2 separate regions of the Homo sapiens genome follow, and region 2 is linked to region 1. Evidence: chromatin loops called from intact Hi-C (ENCODE). Cell type or tissue: heart left ventricle. All regions are shown on one strand. Each heading gives the region's core, and the rest is flanking DNA. Links, peaks and the distances in the headings are about the cores only. Region 1 has its middle 160 kb from the start of CLINT1. Region 2 overlaps LINC02202 (long intergenic non-protein coding RNA 2202).

Region 1 (8,339 bases), core at 188-8,187:
GCCTCAAACTCCTGGGCTCAAGTGATCCTCCAGCCTCAGCTTCCTATATAGCTAGGAGTACAGGAGCGTACCACCACACCCAGCTAAATTTTTTCAATTTTTCATAGAGGGGGATCTCACTATGTTGCTCAAGCTGGTTTCAAACTCCTGGCCTCAAACAATCCTCCTGCCTCAGCCTCCCAAAGTGCTGGGATTACAGGCGTGAGCCACCACACCTGGCCCACTCTCTGTGTTGTTGAAGATGCTGGAGAACAGGCAATCTTACACACTACTGGTGCAAGTATGAAGGACACTATCTACTAAAATTATAAATGCACATACCCTTTGACCCAGCAATTCTACTTTTGTGGGCAGTTCAGAACCCTCTCTAGAACAGGGGTTGGTGAACTTTTTCTACGAAGGACCAAATAGTAAATATTTCAGGCTTTGCAGGCCATGGGCTCTCTATCTCAGCTACTCAATTCTGTCATTGTAGCATGAAATCAGCTACCGAGAATATATGAATAAGCATGTCTGGGTTTTAATGAAACTTTATTTACAAAACAGGTTGTGAATACGATTTGGCCTGCAGGCCAGTTTGCCAATTCCTGCTACAGGAGGGCATCGGGAACAAAAAGGCTGCACACACCCTTGCTATGGCAGAGACCACTGGCTGTTTCCAACTCCATTTCTCACATATAGTAAAAGCTCTGCAGCTAGAACTTGGGTGACCAGTCAGGAATTGCATTTCTCATCCCTCTGTGCACCTTCTTGGCCACATAACTAAGCTCTCCGTGATGTACGAATAGAAGTATAACTTCTGGCTCACTTGCTTAAGAAGAAATCTCTGTTGCTGGATCTGTTCTTTTTCCCCTTCTCACGGGCTGCTGACAGTGATGAGAAGGATGTTAAAGCCAATACTTAAAATGGCAGCACTGCCATCAACCAGGGTCCTGAATTACTGAATGGGGCAGAGTGATCCAGGGCAGGTCAGGTTTGCAACATAATAAAACATAATAAAAATTGTTGCAAATTTGACCTGGGAGAGAAAAATCTTTTTGCTTCACAACCTTCTAAGACGTTAACATTCCTGATAAAATGCTTAAGCAATTTTCTGTGAACTTTAATAGGATTAAGGTTTGCTCTGGAAAACCAATTACCTACATGCCCAATTACCCACACACTCAGTGGCCAACTGTCAATCAAGAGCCTAGTGACCTTTAACCAGACTTTCTTTTCTTTCTGTGTCTAGTCTAACAATGATTATCTAACCATCCTCTTTTCCTATAAAATGTCCCTGCCAAAAGTGAATTGCGGAGGTGGACTTCTCAGGTCCATTTCCCTTCTACACATGATCATAATAAAACTTTAGTACATGCTCACAACCAAATTGTCTGAAAAGTTTCCTCTAACACTTGGAACATTCACATGTATGTTAGTCCATTTTGCATCACTATAAAGGAATACCTGAGACTAAGCAATTTATAAAGAAAAGAGGTTAGTCCATTTTGCATCGCTATAAAGGAATACCTGAGACTAAGCAATTTATAAAGAAAAGCCTGGTTCTGCAGGCTGTACAAGCATGGCTCCAGCATCTGCTCCTGGTGAGACTTCAGGAAGCTTCTAATCATGGTGGAAGGCAAAGGCGGAACAGGTGTATCACATAGCGAGGGATGGAGGGAGAGAGCACGCACACGAGAGAGTGAGAGAGAGAGAGAGCGTGAGCAGACAGGAGGTGTCAGGCTCTTTAAACAACAAAATCTAGTGTGAATTCAGAGCGAGAACTCACTTATTACCTTGGAGATGGCACCAAACCAATTATGAGGGATCCACTCCATGACTCAAACACCTCCCACCAGGCCCTACCTCCAACATTGGAGATCACATTTCATGTAAGATTTGGAAGGGACAAAACATCCAAACTATATCAATGTGGTCTTGTAATGTAAGTGAGAAATAAATTTACTTTTATTTGAGTCACTAAGTTTGGGTCTCTTTTACAGCAACTTAACCTACCCTAATAAATTTACACTTTAGAAATTTGCTTTGAGTTTACTAAATGCTTACCTTGTGCCAGAGACTATACAAAGCACTTTATATGCATTATTACTAAACTCCATTTCTTTTTCACAGTACAGATCTGCAGCTAGGATTGGATTGCCAGCCAAGAACCTCCACTGCTAATAATGATAATAGCAGCAATAACAAGAATAGTACCACCTAATACTTATCAAATGCTTACAATGTGCCAAGCATTAAGCAAAACTCTATGTTATTCTTTACAATCTTACAGGGGTTCTTCTTTAAAAAAAAATCCAAGTTTAATCACTAGCATTAAATTAATCTCTCTGACTGGTTAATACACTTTATTTAGAAAATGAAAGCAAATCTGCTTTGCCAAGATAAATTTCTGACAGTAAAACTTAACTCAATCTTCTTGGTTTCCGAAGATGCAGAAAAAATGAATCTCCTCTTAAAAGGGATAAGATTCCCAGCATACAGCATCACTGGGTGAGAACTGGTGGTAGGATTTTTTCTTATGCTTCCCAAAGAGGGATCTTATTTTTATAAAGGCTGAGAAGTGCCACACACACTTTTGCTGTTTAGGATTAGCTCATGGGCCCTTTAGAAGCAAAGCTTTGAAGGTGCCCTCCAAGACTTTTCTCCTATTTCTCAAAGAACTAAAAATAGAATAACCATTCAACCCAGCAACCCCATCAGTGGGTATATACCCAAAGAAAAATAAATTGTTCTACCAAAAAGACACGAGGCTGGGCGTAGTGGCTCATGCTTATAATCCCAATGCTTTGGGATGCCTAGGCAAGAGGATCACTTGAGTTCAGGAGTTCAAGACCAGCCTGGGCAACTTAGTGAGACCTCATCTCTACTAAAAATAAAAATTAAAGAAATAGTCAGGCGTGGTGGTACATGCCTGTAGTCCCAGCTACTAGGGAGGCTGAAGCAGGGGGATCACTTGAGCCCAAGAGATCAAGTCTGCAGCAAGTTATGATCTCACCATTGCACTCCAGTCTGGGTGACAAAACAAGATCCTTTCTGCAAACAAAACAAAGAAAAAGACACATGCATTCATATGTTCATAGCAGCACTATCTACAATAGCAAAGACACGAAGCCAACCTGGGTGTCTATCAATGGTGGATTGGATAAAGTAGTACATATACACCACAGAATACTACTTGGCCATAAAAAAGAACAAAATCATGTCCTTCACAGTAACATGGGTGCAGCTGGAGGCCATTATTCCAAGTGAATTAATGCAGAAACAAAAGTCAAATATCACATGTTCTCACTTATAAGTGGGAGCTAAACCTTGAGTACATGCAAACAAAGATGGGAACAACAGACAATGGGGACTCCAAAAGGAGGGAGGGAGGGAGAGGGGCAAGGGCTGAAAAACTTCCTATTGGGTGCTCTGTTCACTATCTGGGTGATGGGATCAATAGAAGTCCAAACCTCAGCATTATGCAATCTACCCCTATAATGAACCTGTGTATATACCCCCTGAATCTAAAGTTTAAATTTTAATTAAAAAAAAAAAAGCTTTTCTCCTAAATGCCTTTTCTCTTTCAGAGAAAGAAATTGTCTCACTTTGCCCCCAAAGACTTAGCTCAGTTTTAAATTAAATTAAAATTATAGGTATAGGAGGGAAAATTCAATTTCGAATTAAGGTACAGGCTGGACCTCAAATCTTGGTACAGCCTTTTCTCTCAAGGTGTTGTAAGGTCTGATATATTCATGTCTGACCTTAGTAGGGTTGGACAGATGTTTTTGTTATTGTTTTATGGGGGTTTTAGTGGGATCTTTTCTACCTAGTGATACTTCTAAGGCAAGGTTCAGAGGAAGGGTCTCAAATGGGGGCATCTGCATCCATGCATTATTGTAAGATCAATTAATAAACACCGGGGACACATCTAAGGGCAGGAATCTCAGGGCCATAGCCTCTGGGTACCTTGCTACCAAAGGTATGAATAAACCACATGATCCTTCTATGTTGTCCAAGAGCAGAATCCTGTTTTCTACAGTGCTTCAAATCATCTGAGAGTGTCTAAGCCTCAGTTTCCTCATCTGTTAAATGGAACCATTAATACTATCTCATAGGCTTGCTGTGAAAATCATTATGGAGTATTTAGGTGCACACACTCTGAAAGTATGCAGCCTGTATCTTAATCTTTATGACATTCTTTAGTACAGTGGAAACCCTGGGCAAATAACTTCTTTGTGCTCAGATTTCTTCATCTCTATAGTGGGGATAATGAGAATATCTATATCATGGGATCATTGTAAGGATTACATTCTTGTATGGTGCCTCACATAACATAATTGGCATCACTACCACTACTACTGTTACCACTACTGATTCTATTTAGTAAAAGAAGTTTCTAGCCATGTCACGCCAAGGGGAGGGGTTGAAAATGCTCCTTGAACCCCTGAAATAGGCTTCCTTGGGAGAATGATCTCCAGAAAGAGGGTCAAGCATTCTGGGTTTGTGAGTGCAGGAAGCTAAGACTAGTCTTGCACCAGCCTCCTAGGGTTGGCCTGTGCCCTGGGATGTGGCTGTGCACCTGAACTCAAGGAGAGGATCAAATCTGATGTCTTGGCAGCCAGAGCTCTCAGTACGCATGGCCCAGTCTAGCCCACAAGAAGTGGAATGTCCTCCCTGGAGAACCACTGAAGGCTCCTCTCAGATGAACGAGCCTATGGGACCGTGCAGAATTCAGCTTCACCAGCGACACCCTCTGGCAGCAAGAAAGAAACAGCCGAGACAGCATAGGGATTTCTCCCCAGATTCCCCTGGTATCAAAAGAAGACTGGCTGCCCCAACCAGTTCTTTTGAGATTAAGAAAATATCCTGGAATTCATAGACATTTTCAGGACTGGAAGTCTCAAGAGAACTATATTTGGAGTCCGTTTGTGAGGAAGAGATTAAGCAATCTGTTGGAAAACTAAATCATCTATCTATCCATCCATGCATCCAATTCCCAAATAATTATTGAGCATTCACTATGTGCCAGGCACTATTTAAAACATTAAGGATATAGCAGCGGACACGGTAGTCAAAGAGATGTGATGATATTTGTACCCTGTGATTGCAGAGCAGTTCATACAAGCCATTTAACATAGAATCATATTGTAATGTCAAATGTGTTTTTTCACTTCTCCCTCATCCACCCATCTCACGCAGTGCATCTAGCCCTCACCGAGGTGCAAGGGCATCCATAGACAATGTTAGTTAGGCCAAACCCTGGCTTCGTTGGCCTGCCCCAAAGACTGCAATTATCCCTAAGAAGGAGTCACTCTTTTGGGTTCAGATCATGCAACTGCCAGAGTCCTTATTTGAATGCAAATAGCCTTGCAGCAGTGACACATTACATCATTGTCATTCATTATCACCTTTCAAGTGTCACAGCAAGGCTGGGGGTGGGGGTGAAGAAATCCTGGAGAGGGAGAGAATCTGAGTGACTTCTTCCAGGAAGAACAAGGCTAGCTGTTGTGGCTCAACAGGGGAACAGGAAGGGGGCTACCGACAGGTTAAAGAAAGGTGAGGTGAACACAAAACCATTTTTCCCTACTTCAGGGGGTGACTGAAGGACTCTCTTGAGGGAGAGACCAGAAGGCAACAGGATGATCAGTAACGAAATGAAGGATGCCTTGTATTAGGCTATGCAATTCAGTTTTGTTTTCACGTAGACCTGGAGTGCTTAAAAAGGTTCACAGTCCTCTATAGAAATGGACAGGGTATATAACAACATAGAGGAAATCTTTACTTAGTAGGTGAACTCACCCACCCTCAATAAAGTTAACTTGGTGAATAAATCAGAAGCTTCGATGGGGAGGAGATTTCCAAGAGGCATTTGATGATCACTCTAAGACTAATTCCAGGGCTTGGTTTAGCTGAATGGGGCATATAAGTTACAGACACAAGCTGAATAGCCTGGACAGGAGAGTCCTGAGAGGCTGTTTGGATTAAGAGACAGGTGGCTGGCAGAGGACAGAGCTTTATTAGCTTTCTATTGTGTGGTCTATGATGCCAACCATATTCCCTGTTTTCTCTTGAAATCTTCAGTAAAATTCCATTCTTGTTCATGCCCCAAAGACCTTAGGGAACGGTCTGAGCACCAGCCAGCCCCAGGAGGCCTGCCACATCTGGGTTCCAACTGTAAATATTTAAAGAGCTTGAGCTGTACAGGGTCCAGTGCACAAAGCCTGCTGCTTAATGCAGGGTTGTTGGTCTAGGGATGGGATTTTTTAATGGTGGCAAAAAAGGTCTAGATGTTCAAAATATGTTGTTTTCATGAGGCGATACCAAATCAATGCTTTGTGTTCAAACCCCAAGCCCCTGATTTCCAAAAATGATGATGCCTAATCCTCAAAGCTAGCGGAACATACTAAGTATAGTTTTCCCATCTTCAGGAGAGACATGACTCCGGTTCAGCAAGGATAGAGAACTTTATCAAAGTCACCTCAACCAATGAAGACAAGAATCAGAGTACCTGGCTCTCCACTGAGAGTCAGACACAACCCAAGGGGCTGGGAACCACATTTGAGCATAGAGCTGAGCTTCATGAAGTTGATTTCCTGAAAGAACATTCCATCTACTTCTCCATCAGAAGGCTGTTGAGACATGACTGGGTAGCACTATTGTTTACGTTGTAAAATTCCAGGCCATCAAGCTGAGTCAAGTTTCAAATCCAGCAGTAAAAAGAATAGCAGAGCATTCTCAAAGGAGCTCCAGAAGACAGCTTCCCCCAAGGTGTATCACCAAGACGGTTCAACCACAGAAAGCTGAAGATAAGTAAACTACAATTTCTTGGAAAATCACCCAACTCATAAACGACACAGTCCACCAGATTCAATAAACATTAGCATCCTTGTTATAATTTCCATGCAATTTGACATCCTGAAGAGCTCTACTCTTGGTCCAAGATCGATTGCCAGCAATTGCCACTCACTTTTATTTTGGGGCTAATGGGCAAAGGCATACTGTTTTGTGGCTTTTCCTTTCTGCAAACATGCTTATGCCTTGGTTAGTCAATTACCCCCATGACTCCTATATCCATTTGCAGTAATTTCTATTAAGGAAAGTTCCACCCCTTGCACTAATGGGAGCTTTGATGATCAACTCAAGGTCCCTAGCTACTATGTTTATCTACTATCCCTGCCAGGCCTCCAAGACCTTTCTCAGCACTATAGAGAAAGGGATCTTTGAAGAGCATAATGGTTCTCATTACTCCTCCTTCCACACCCACCTCACTAGCAGACAGAAATCAGCATGGGTGACAGCCAGCAAATCAACACTGGGAACAATTGCTACATTTGTCATTGTCAGGCATAACATGCACAGACACACATGTGCCACACACAATGGGATTTTGCTCACCAGCAACCCTGTGTTACTTATATTTTTCACTGTTAATATTTTTTCACTAATTTAAATAGTTCCTTCCATGCTGTTGTCCCAGAGTAAAAACCAGACATGCCCATTCTTAATTGCACAATGATGAAAGATTTCATTATCATAATGAATTACACGTGCAACCCTTTTTCAGTGGCACAACCCCAGCTCCTGACAGCCAGAGAAGCAACAGGGAGAAGAACCAAAAACATAAGTCAAATATAAAATTGGAGGGAAAAGACAATAGAGAATTATACCAACGTTTAATGCAATGGATATGGCTGGTGGCGAGAGCCCTCCCTATTCAAGCCAGGCTTCCAGAAAACAGCAGGAAAAGTGCTAAGACAGATTTTAAACAGACTCCTCCTTGCTACTCAAAGTGTGGCCCACAGAGCAGCAGTGATGGTGTCACTTGTTAGAAATGCAGAATTTCGGGCCTCACCCAGACCTACCGAATCAGAATTTGCGTTTTAACAAACATGCGGGTAATATGTGGGTACATTGAAGTTTGAGAAGCACAGCTCTAGCTCATTGGGATATGAGAAAACAGAAGTCTCCTAAGGATGGAAGACCAGTTCTAATAGAGTTCAGATAGAATGAACCCAGCGGAGAACATTAAGAAAAGAAGGAAGGCTGGCCGGGTGCAGTGGCTCATGCCTGTAATCCCAGCACTTTGAGAGGCTGAAGTGGGTGGATCGCTTGAAGCCAGGAGTTCGAGACCAGCCTAGCCAACATGGCAAAACTCCATTTCTACTAAAAATACAAAAATCAGCCAGGTGTGGTGGCAGATGCCTATAATTCCAGCTACTCTAGAGTCTGAGGCTGGAGACTCACTTGAACCTGGGAGGCAGAGAGCCAAGATCACACTACTGCATTCCAGCCTGGATGACAGAGTGAGACTCTGTCTCAATTTAAAAAAAAAAAAAAAAAGGAAAATATTTTAATAA
Region 2 (8,339 bases), core at 173-8,172, 1.1 Mb before region 1:
TGTTTAGTGGTATAGAGTTTCAGTTTGATGAAAATAGTTCTGGAGATTGGTTGCACAAGTTTGACTGTACTTAACACTACTGAACTGTACACTTAAAAATGACTCAGATGGTAAATTTTATGTTATGCAGTTTTACCATAATTTTTTTAAAAAGAAGCTTCCTTGGAGAACACAAGATTTCAACACATCATTACACCTGTATAAACTCAATGCATTCCAAAACATTATAAAAAGAAGAATTAGCAATTTAAAAAGTCTGAGTAAACCTCAAATATTTGAATTTAAAAGAAATTGAATTAGCAATTAAAAAATATTTCCAGAGAGAATAGTCCAGAACCAGATGATTTTACCGGTAAATTCAATCAAATATTTAAAGAAATAATACCAATCCTTCAAATACTTTTTCCAAAAATAGAGGGGGGAGGGAACACTTCTGAACTCACTTGATGAAGTCACTATTACCCTGTTACCAAAACCAGACAATGACCTCACTGGAAAAGAAAACTACAGACCAATTTCCTTCATGAACATAGATACAAACATTCTCAACAAAATATTAGAAATTTGAATTTAGCAATATATAAATAGGATTATACACTACGACCAAGTAAGATATATCCCTGACATGTTAGGTGATTTAATGGCATTTCTGTAGAGTATATACCTAGAGGTGAAATTTCTAGATTATAGGGTAAAATATTTTGTAAATAATGTCAGACTTGGTTCCAAAGTGGTTGTACTTATTAACAGTGTATGAGAGTTCTCACATGTATTAAGTAACACTTGCATTGTCAGTCTTTTAAACTTTTGACTATTTTTTTTGAAACACGGTCTTGTTCTGTGACCCAGACAGACTCACTGCAGCCTCAGCCTCCTGGGCTCAAGTGATCCTCCTGCCTCAGTCTCCTGAAGATCTGGGACCATAGGCATGTGCCACCACATCCAGCTAATTAAAAAAAAATTTTTTTTGTAAAGATGGGGTCTCCCCGTGGTTGCCCAGACTGGTCTCTAACTCCTGGGCTCAAGCAATCCTCCCACTTCATATTCCCAAATTGCTGGGATTACTGGCATGAGCCATCGCACCCAGCCTAACTTTTGCCTGTTTGATAGGTATAAGACTATCTTACTCTGGTTTTATTTTGTATTTGCCTGAATTGTAATACAGTTGAGCACCTTCTTATGTGTGGTTAGCCATTTGGGTATCTTCTGTACATGTGTGTAAAATGCCTGTTAGAGTTTATAAATAGTGATTATATATAAGATTTTATTGAGTGTTTACTACATGCCAGGCACTAATTACTAGATAAAGATTCATTTTATCATCACAATAAAGCTAAGTAGTATGTACTATTATTATCTACATTAACAACTTTTTTCTGCTTCTATTGTGATGAAGACAATATGATTTTCCTCTTTTAACCTATTAATGTGGTGAATTACTTGCTTTTCATTATGTTACATCAACCTTAAAATCAAAGGATAAATTCTACTTGTTCATGAGCTATTGTCCTTCCTGTATATTGTGAATTCAATTTGTTAATATTTTGTTTAAATTTTTAAAAATCTAGGTTAATGAATAGGATTAACCTATATTCTTCTCTTACACTGTTTTTGTTAGGTTTTGATATCATTATTATTATTATTATTACTGTTTTTGAGGCAGAGTCTCACTTGGTAGTCCAAGCTGGACTACAGTGGTAGTGCGATCTTGGCTCACTGCAACCTCTGCCTCCCAGGTGCAAGCGATTCTCCCGTCTCAGCCTCCCGAGTAGCTGGGATTACAGGTGTCCACCACCAAGCCCAGATAATTTTTGTATTTTCAGTAGAGACAGGGTTTCGCCATATTGGCCAGACTGGTCTCGAACTCCTGACCTCAAGTGATCTGCCTGCTTTGACTCCCAAAGTGCTGGGATTACAGGTGTGAGCCACCGCTCCTGGCATCATTATGATTTTTAATCCTGAATATTTATCATTATTCCATTACAGTAGTCCCACCTTATTCACAGGACATACTTTTGAAGACACCCAGTGGATGACTGGAACTGCTAATAGTGCCAAACCCTATCAATACTATGTTTTTTGCTATATATGCTTACCTATGATAGAGTTTAATTTATAAATTAAGCACAATAAGAGATGAACAACAATAGCTAATAATAAAATAGAACAATTATAACAACATACGGTAATGAAAGTTATGTGAGTGTGGTCTCTCTCAGAATATCTTATTGTACTATACTCATCTATTTTCTTCAATTTTTTTTTAACTCAATGGTTCTTTTAGAGACATATACTTGCCTATTTTCAGATCATGGTTGACCCTGGGTAATTGAAACGCAGGAAAGTGAAACCTGGGATAAGGAGGGACTGCTGAAATTTCCCCTACTCATTTGGAAGTAACACACGCTAGTTCTATAATGTGTAGTTGTTACCTTATATTATGGATTGAATTGTTTCCCTCCAAAAGATACACTGAAGACTTAACCTCCCACCTCCACTCGGTAACCTTATTTTGAAATAGGGTCTTGCAGATGTAATCAAATTAAGATGAGGTCATCAGGGTGCAACCTAATCCAATATGGCTGGCGTCCTAGTAAGAGGAGATGGCAGTGACATATGGGGAAGATAGCCCAGTGAAGACAGAGTCAGAGATTGGAGTAATACTGCCACAAGCCAAGGAATGCCTGAGACTACTAGAGGCTAGAAAAAGCAAAGAGGGCTTCTTCCCAAGAGCCTTCAGAGAGAACATAGCCCTGCCAACACCTTGATTTTGGACTTCTAGCCTCTGATACTATGAAAGAATATATTTCTGTTGTTTAAGTCCCCCAGTTTGTGGTACTCTGTTATGGCAGGGGTAGGAAACTAATCCTAGAAATTCCAACCTCCATAATTAGTGTACCAAAGTTTACAAGTGATCAGAATGTTATTCCCTTCCTGGACAAACGTGGAACACAGGGAAACCACAAAGAAGAACCTTTTATTATTTCTGTATTTCCCTTCTTCAAACTCATATGCTTTTGTTGTCCAGTACTTTAATCAATCCCCCCTTTTCCCCACTAGAAATTCTCATTGCTATTTTATACAGTCGATGCTTATTTTGTTTACCCACATTACCTACTTGCTTTGTTCCACAAAGTTTGATGCATCTCAGATCTTCTTTCCGGTGTCATTGTCTTCCTGCCTAGGTACAGCAAGTGATTTTCTGTAGTGAGAATCTGCTGACAACAAATTCTGTCAGGTTTAGTTTCACTTTCACTGGGTGTAGAATTCTATGTGGCAACGATTTTATTTTGGTACACTTAAGACACCATTTCACTATCTTCTCTCTACCATTACTGCTGCTGAGAGAAGAGCTAGCTCTTCGTTGGAATCATTCTAATTGCCATTCTTTAAAAAGTTACTTATCAGGCTGGGCGCGGTGGCTCATGCCTCTAATCTGTGTGTCAGGAATTGGTGGGTTCTTGGTCTCACTGACTTCAGGAATGAAGCCACGGACCCTCGCCGTGAGTGTTACAGTTCTTAAAGACAGCGCTTTCCTTCAGATGTTCGGATGTGTTCGGAGTTTCTTCCTTCTGGTGGGTTCCTGGTCTCACTAGCTCAGGAGTGAAACTGCAGACCTTTGCGGTGAGTGTTACAGCTCATAAAGGCAGTGTGGACCCAAAGCGTGAACAGCAGCAAGATTCACTGGGAAAAGTGAAAGAACAACACTTCCACAGTGTGGAAGTGGACTCCAGACCCTTGCCACTGCTGGCTTGGGCAGCTTGCTTTTATTCTCTTATCTGGCACCACCCACATCCTGCTGATTGGTCCATTTTACAGAGAGCCGATTGGTCTGTTTTGCAGAGAGCTGAATGGTCTGTTTTGACAGGGTGCTGATTGGTGGGTTTACAATCCCTGAGCTAGATACAAAAGTTCTCCATGTCCCCCCACTAGATTAGCTAGATACTGAGTGTCCATTGGTGTATTTACATACAAACCCTGAGCTAGACGCAGAGTGCTGATTGGTGCATTTACAAACCTTGAGCTAGATACAGAGTGCCGATTGGTGCATTCACAATCCCTTAGCTAGACATAAAGATTCTCCAAGTCCCCACCAGATTAACTAGATACAGAGTGCCGATTGGTGCATTCATAAACCCTGAGCTAGACACAGGGTGCTGATTGGCGTGTTTACAAACCTTGAGCTAGATACAGAGTGCTGATTGGTGTATTTACAATCCCTTAGCTAGACATAAAGGTTCTCCAAGTCCCCACCAGACTCAGGAACCCAGCTGGCTTCACTCAGTGGATCCCGCACCAGGGCCACAGGTGGAGCTGCCTGCCAGTCCCATGCGCCCTGCACCCGCACTCCTCAGCCCTTAGGCGGTCGATGGGACTGGGTGCCGTGGAGCAGGGAGCGGTGCTCCTCCAGGAGGCTGGGGCTGCGCAGGAGCCCATGGCAGGTGGGGGGAGGCTCATGCATGGCAGGCTGCAGGTCCCGAGCCCTGCCCTGCGGGGGCAGCTAAGGCCAGGTGAGAAATCAAGCACAGCAGCTGCTGGCCCAGGTGCTAAGCCCCTCACTGCCCAGGGCTTGCAGGCGGGCCCGCCGCTCTGAGTGCGGGGCCCGCCGAGCCCACGCCCACCCGGAACTCACGCTGGCCCGCAAGCGCCGCGTGCAGCTCCGGTTCCTGCCCGCGCCTCTCCCTCCACACCTCTCCGCAAGCTGATGGAGCCGGCTCCGGCCTTGGCCAGCCCAGAAAGGGGCTCCTACAGAGCAGCAGCGAGCTGAAGGGCTCCTCAAGCGCGGCCAGAGTGGGTGCCAAGGTCGAGGAGGCGCCGAGAGCGAGCGAGGGCTGCAAGGGCTGCCAGCATGCTGTCACCTCTCACCAGCACTTTGGGAGGCGGAGGCGGGAGGATCACGAGGTCAGGAGATCAAGGCCATCCTGGCTAACAGGGTGAAACCCCGTCTCTACTAAAAATACAAAAAAATTAGCCGGACGTGGTGGCGGGCGCCTGCAGTCCCAGCTACTCGGAGGGAGAATGGCGTGAACCTGGGAGGCGGAGCTTGCAGTGAGCCGAGATTGCGCGACTACACTCCAGCCTGCGTGACAGAGCGAGACTCCGTCTCACACACACACAAAAAAGTAGCTTATCTTTTTTCCCTCTGGCTGTTTTAAATATTTTTCTATTTACTTTTGTTTTTCTGCAATTTTACTATAGTGCATCTAGTTGCAGATTTTATTTTACTTGCTTGGGGTTCTCTGGATCTCCTCAATTTATAGATTTAACATGTTCCTTCGATTCTGGAAAATTCTCAGCCATTTTCTCTCCAAACATTTCCTGCACCTCATCTTCTCTTTCCTCTCCTCCCAAGGACACAATGTTAGATTTCTCACTATATCCTCCTTGTGTCTTACTCTCGTTTTTATTTTTCCTTCTCCATGTTTCGGTTGGATAGTTTAATTTATCTTTCCATTCATTAGTTCTCTCTTATCCAATCTGCTGTTGAATCCATTCACTGAATTGTTAACATTATTTTAGTCTTTATTTATAAAATTTTTTTTTCAAATCTGGTATGACAAATTTTATAGTTTTTCTGTTTCCTGCAGATATTGTAGAGTTTGTCATTTACTTCTTTACACATGGTTAACTATGGTGATATTTCAGTCTGTATGATACTTTCAATACAGGAGTGGAGTGCAGATGTTTCTGCCTTCTGTTGGTTCTGTGGATTCTCATTGAAATCCTAGCTTAATTTGAGGAGGTCTCCTAAAAATTTCCCACCTTGGATGGCTTTGAGTCCTGACCTTTGCTGCCTCTCCCCATACAGCCCCTGAGCAGAGCCCAAGTGAACGATAACCAGAAATGCTTTCAGGCCTAATTGGTTTCGTGTCTGATATTCCAGTCCTTTTTCTGGTTACAAATCTGTCCCCTCAAATTGTCCTGGGAATTTCCGACTGTTGTTTTTTTCTTTTCAGTCCTTTTCAGGAGAGTTCAAACTTATTTTGACGTGTGTGTGTGTGTGTGTGTGTGTGTGTGTGTGTGTGTGTGTATGTTGGTAGTAGAGGGTTGATTTGAATGACCTAGCTGCCATGGCTGGAAACCAGAAGCTCAATGATACTATTTTTGGTCTTTCACATTCTTGAGTATATCCAAGTTGGCATGATATCCCCACAACATAATGGAATTTGAGTGCTTAACTGCATGTGAAGTACTATGCATATGATTATGGACTAGCATCAAGGAAAAGGAAGGGGAAATTAACTTTGCTTAGATTCCTTATCTAATTCTAGTTATTTAAGAATATTATCCAAGTCCTTATTTAACAACAATCGTTTGCACATCTCAAGACAGTATGAAGTCCACAAATCTTAACATAAGAAACTGAAGTCGTAGTCTAAGTGCCAACATATTTACTGGAGACAGATTTATTTAAACAATCAGATTTGTGAATGGAAGCCTCCAAAAACACAAAATTTAAAAATCAACAATTGCTCTTGCTTATTAGAAAGAGGCTGTATTTTTATATTTTAAAAATATCAATGCTTCTCACACATGCCCTTATACAAAATTAATGAAATAGAATATTTTATCAAAATATTAAAAATAACTATGCTTTTAATGCTAAGACTACTGTGAAGACTAAAAAAATTTTGAATTCAAATTACAAAATCATTTGGTCTGAAAACATAAGGTACTCCACATTTTACCTATTGTAGAGTTTAAAGTCCTTGTGAGCAATTTGAAGTGTCAACTTTCCTACTGATGTGGCCTACATATTTCAAAATCCAATCTCTATTCTGTTTAATAGTAGGTGCTTTCTGAAGGCTATAGTCCATCACACAAGAGAATACTTCTTCTCACTTATACAACACATGTGTTCATGCCATTCGATTTCAGAGTACAAATACTAAGTCGACTGGTCTTCATTCTCTTGAAAAGCTAAGCGAGGTAAAAAAATAATAGCCATAACGTACAGATCACAAAAAAAGTTATTTCTTTTCCACATGGTTTCCAACAGCCACAATGAAGCCAGCATTGGGTGCTGAGTGAGTGTCATGTGGGTTTTCCAGGGCCCAGGGCAGCTGTGCTCAGCAGCAAGGACATCATTCCTCAGGTTGCTTAAGAAGTCAAACCCAGGCCGGGCACGGTGGCTCATGCCTGTAATCCCAGCACTTTGGGAGGCCGAGGCAGGTGGATCACGAGGTCAGGAGTTCGAGACCAGCCTGACCAACATGGTGAAACCCCGTGTCTACTAAAAATACAAAAATTAGCCGGCCTGATGGCGTGCGCCTGTAATCCCAGCTACTCAGTAGCCCGAGGCAGGAGAATCACTTGAACCCAGGAGGTGGAGGTTGTATTGAGCCAAGATCACACCACTGCACTCCAGCCTGGGCAACAGAGCAAGACTTGGTCTCAAAGAAAAAACAAAGAAGTCAAACTCTGTCTCTCCTGATCCCATAACCTCTACATGCTCCACCTTGATTTCCAGAGGCTTGAGACCCCAGATGTCCCTTCTGTAGCTTAATCAAGTCATCTGGGTTGGTTTCTTCACATTGCTTTGGCACATGTACTTATAAATGGATATCTCAAAGGGGAAACTGAATCTTTCTCTTGAGAGGCAGCATGGTGGAGTGATGGCCTCGGGCTTGGCCTGGGATCCAATGCTGACTTCACCACCTAATGCCTTACAATCTTAGACAAACTATCTCATCCCTCTGTGCCTCAGTTTCCTCATTTGTTAGAAGAGAGAATGATTGCTTCCACTTCATAAACTTGCCATGAGGAATCAATGAGGTCATAAACAGAAAGAATTGACTAGTTTGGCATATAAAAAGTGCTCAATAAATTTTTTGATGTTATTATTCAGATTGAGAAATGTTGTGCACAGCTTTGGTTAACTCACCTGGGGAGAGTAATATTCTTGAGAGAGAGTTTTGAATGTAGTTCAGAAATAATTAAATGCCTTCCTTGATTGAAATAGAAAGGCAATTAAGACAATGAAGTATTTTTCTCTGTAGTATCTAGGACATATTTTCTCATTTTCCTTTTGTAATGGGAAAATGTGAAACTCGGTGAAACTTTCTCAGAGTAGTGACAAATTACTCATTCTGAGGTCAATTGTTCCCCCACAAATACATTTCAAACAGGGAAGGTAGGTAAGATTCTAGAGGCCTCGGAATTCAATGCTGGGGTAGAATGATGTTTAGGACTCAGGCAGCCCAGATTACTAGTGTTGCCAGCCATATGATTTTGGAAAAGCTCTTTAATCCCTCTGGGTCTCAGGCTTCCTAACTATAAACTAGGGGTAAAAATATCCACTGGCAATGGTGATGGTGTTAGGGTGACAGGAGACAGGC

The links. Hi-C counts contacts between places; a loop is a spot of excess contacts. Peaks named below come from ENCODE experiments on the same cell type or tissue, not always from the same donor. Only the 100,000 strongest peaks of a DNase experiment are listed, where the experiment ranks them.
Region 2: it touches region 1 in a loop (4-fold over the local background); 13 of 110 quality-filtered maps call a loop at or near these places.

Annotation. Positions count from the first base shown.
Region 1 is chr5:158,010,510-158,018,848 of GRCh38, reverse strand. No RefSeq gene overlaps it. Among named protein-coding and RNA genes, the nearest start is that of CLINT1, 160 kb to the right of the region's middle. In heart left ventricle, for the core only: a CTCF peak has its summit at 4,740 (motif pointing left); no DNase peak of the experiment used is centred there.
Region 2 is chr5:159,115,518-159,123,856 of GRCh38, reverse strand. It overlaps LINC02202 (long intergenic non-protein coding RNA 2202), which reads right to left. Exons shown (of 3, transcript NR_109890.1): 3 at 6,379-8,339. Among named protein-coding and RNA genes, the nearest start is that of LINC02202, 19 kb to the right of the region's middle. In heart left ventricle, for the core only: no CTCF peak of the experiment used is centred there; a DNase peak (open chromatin) is centred at 4,646.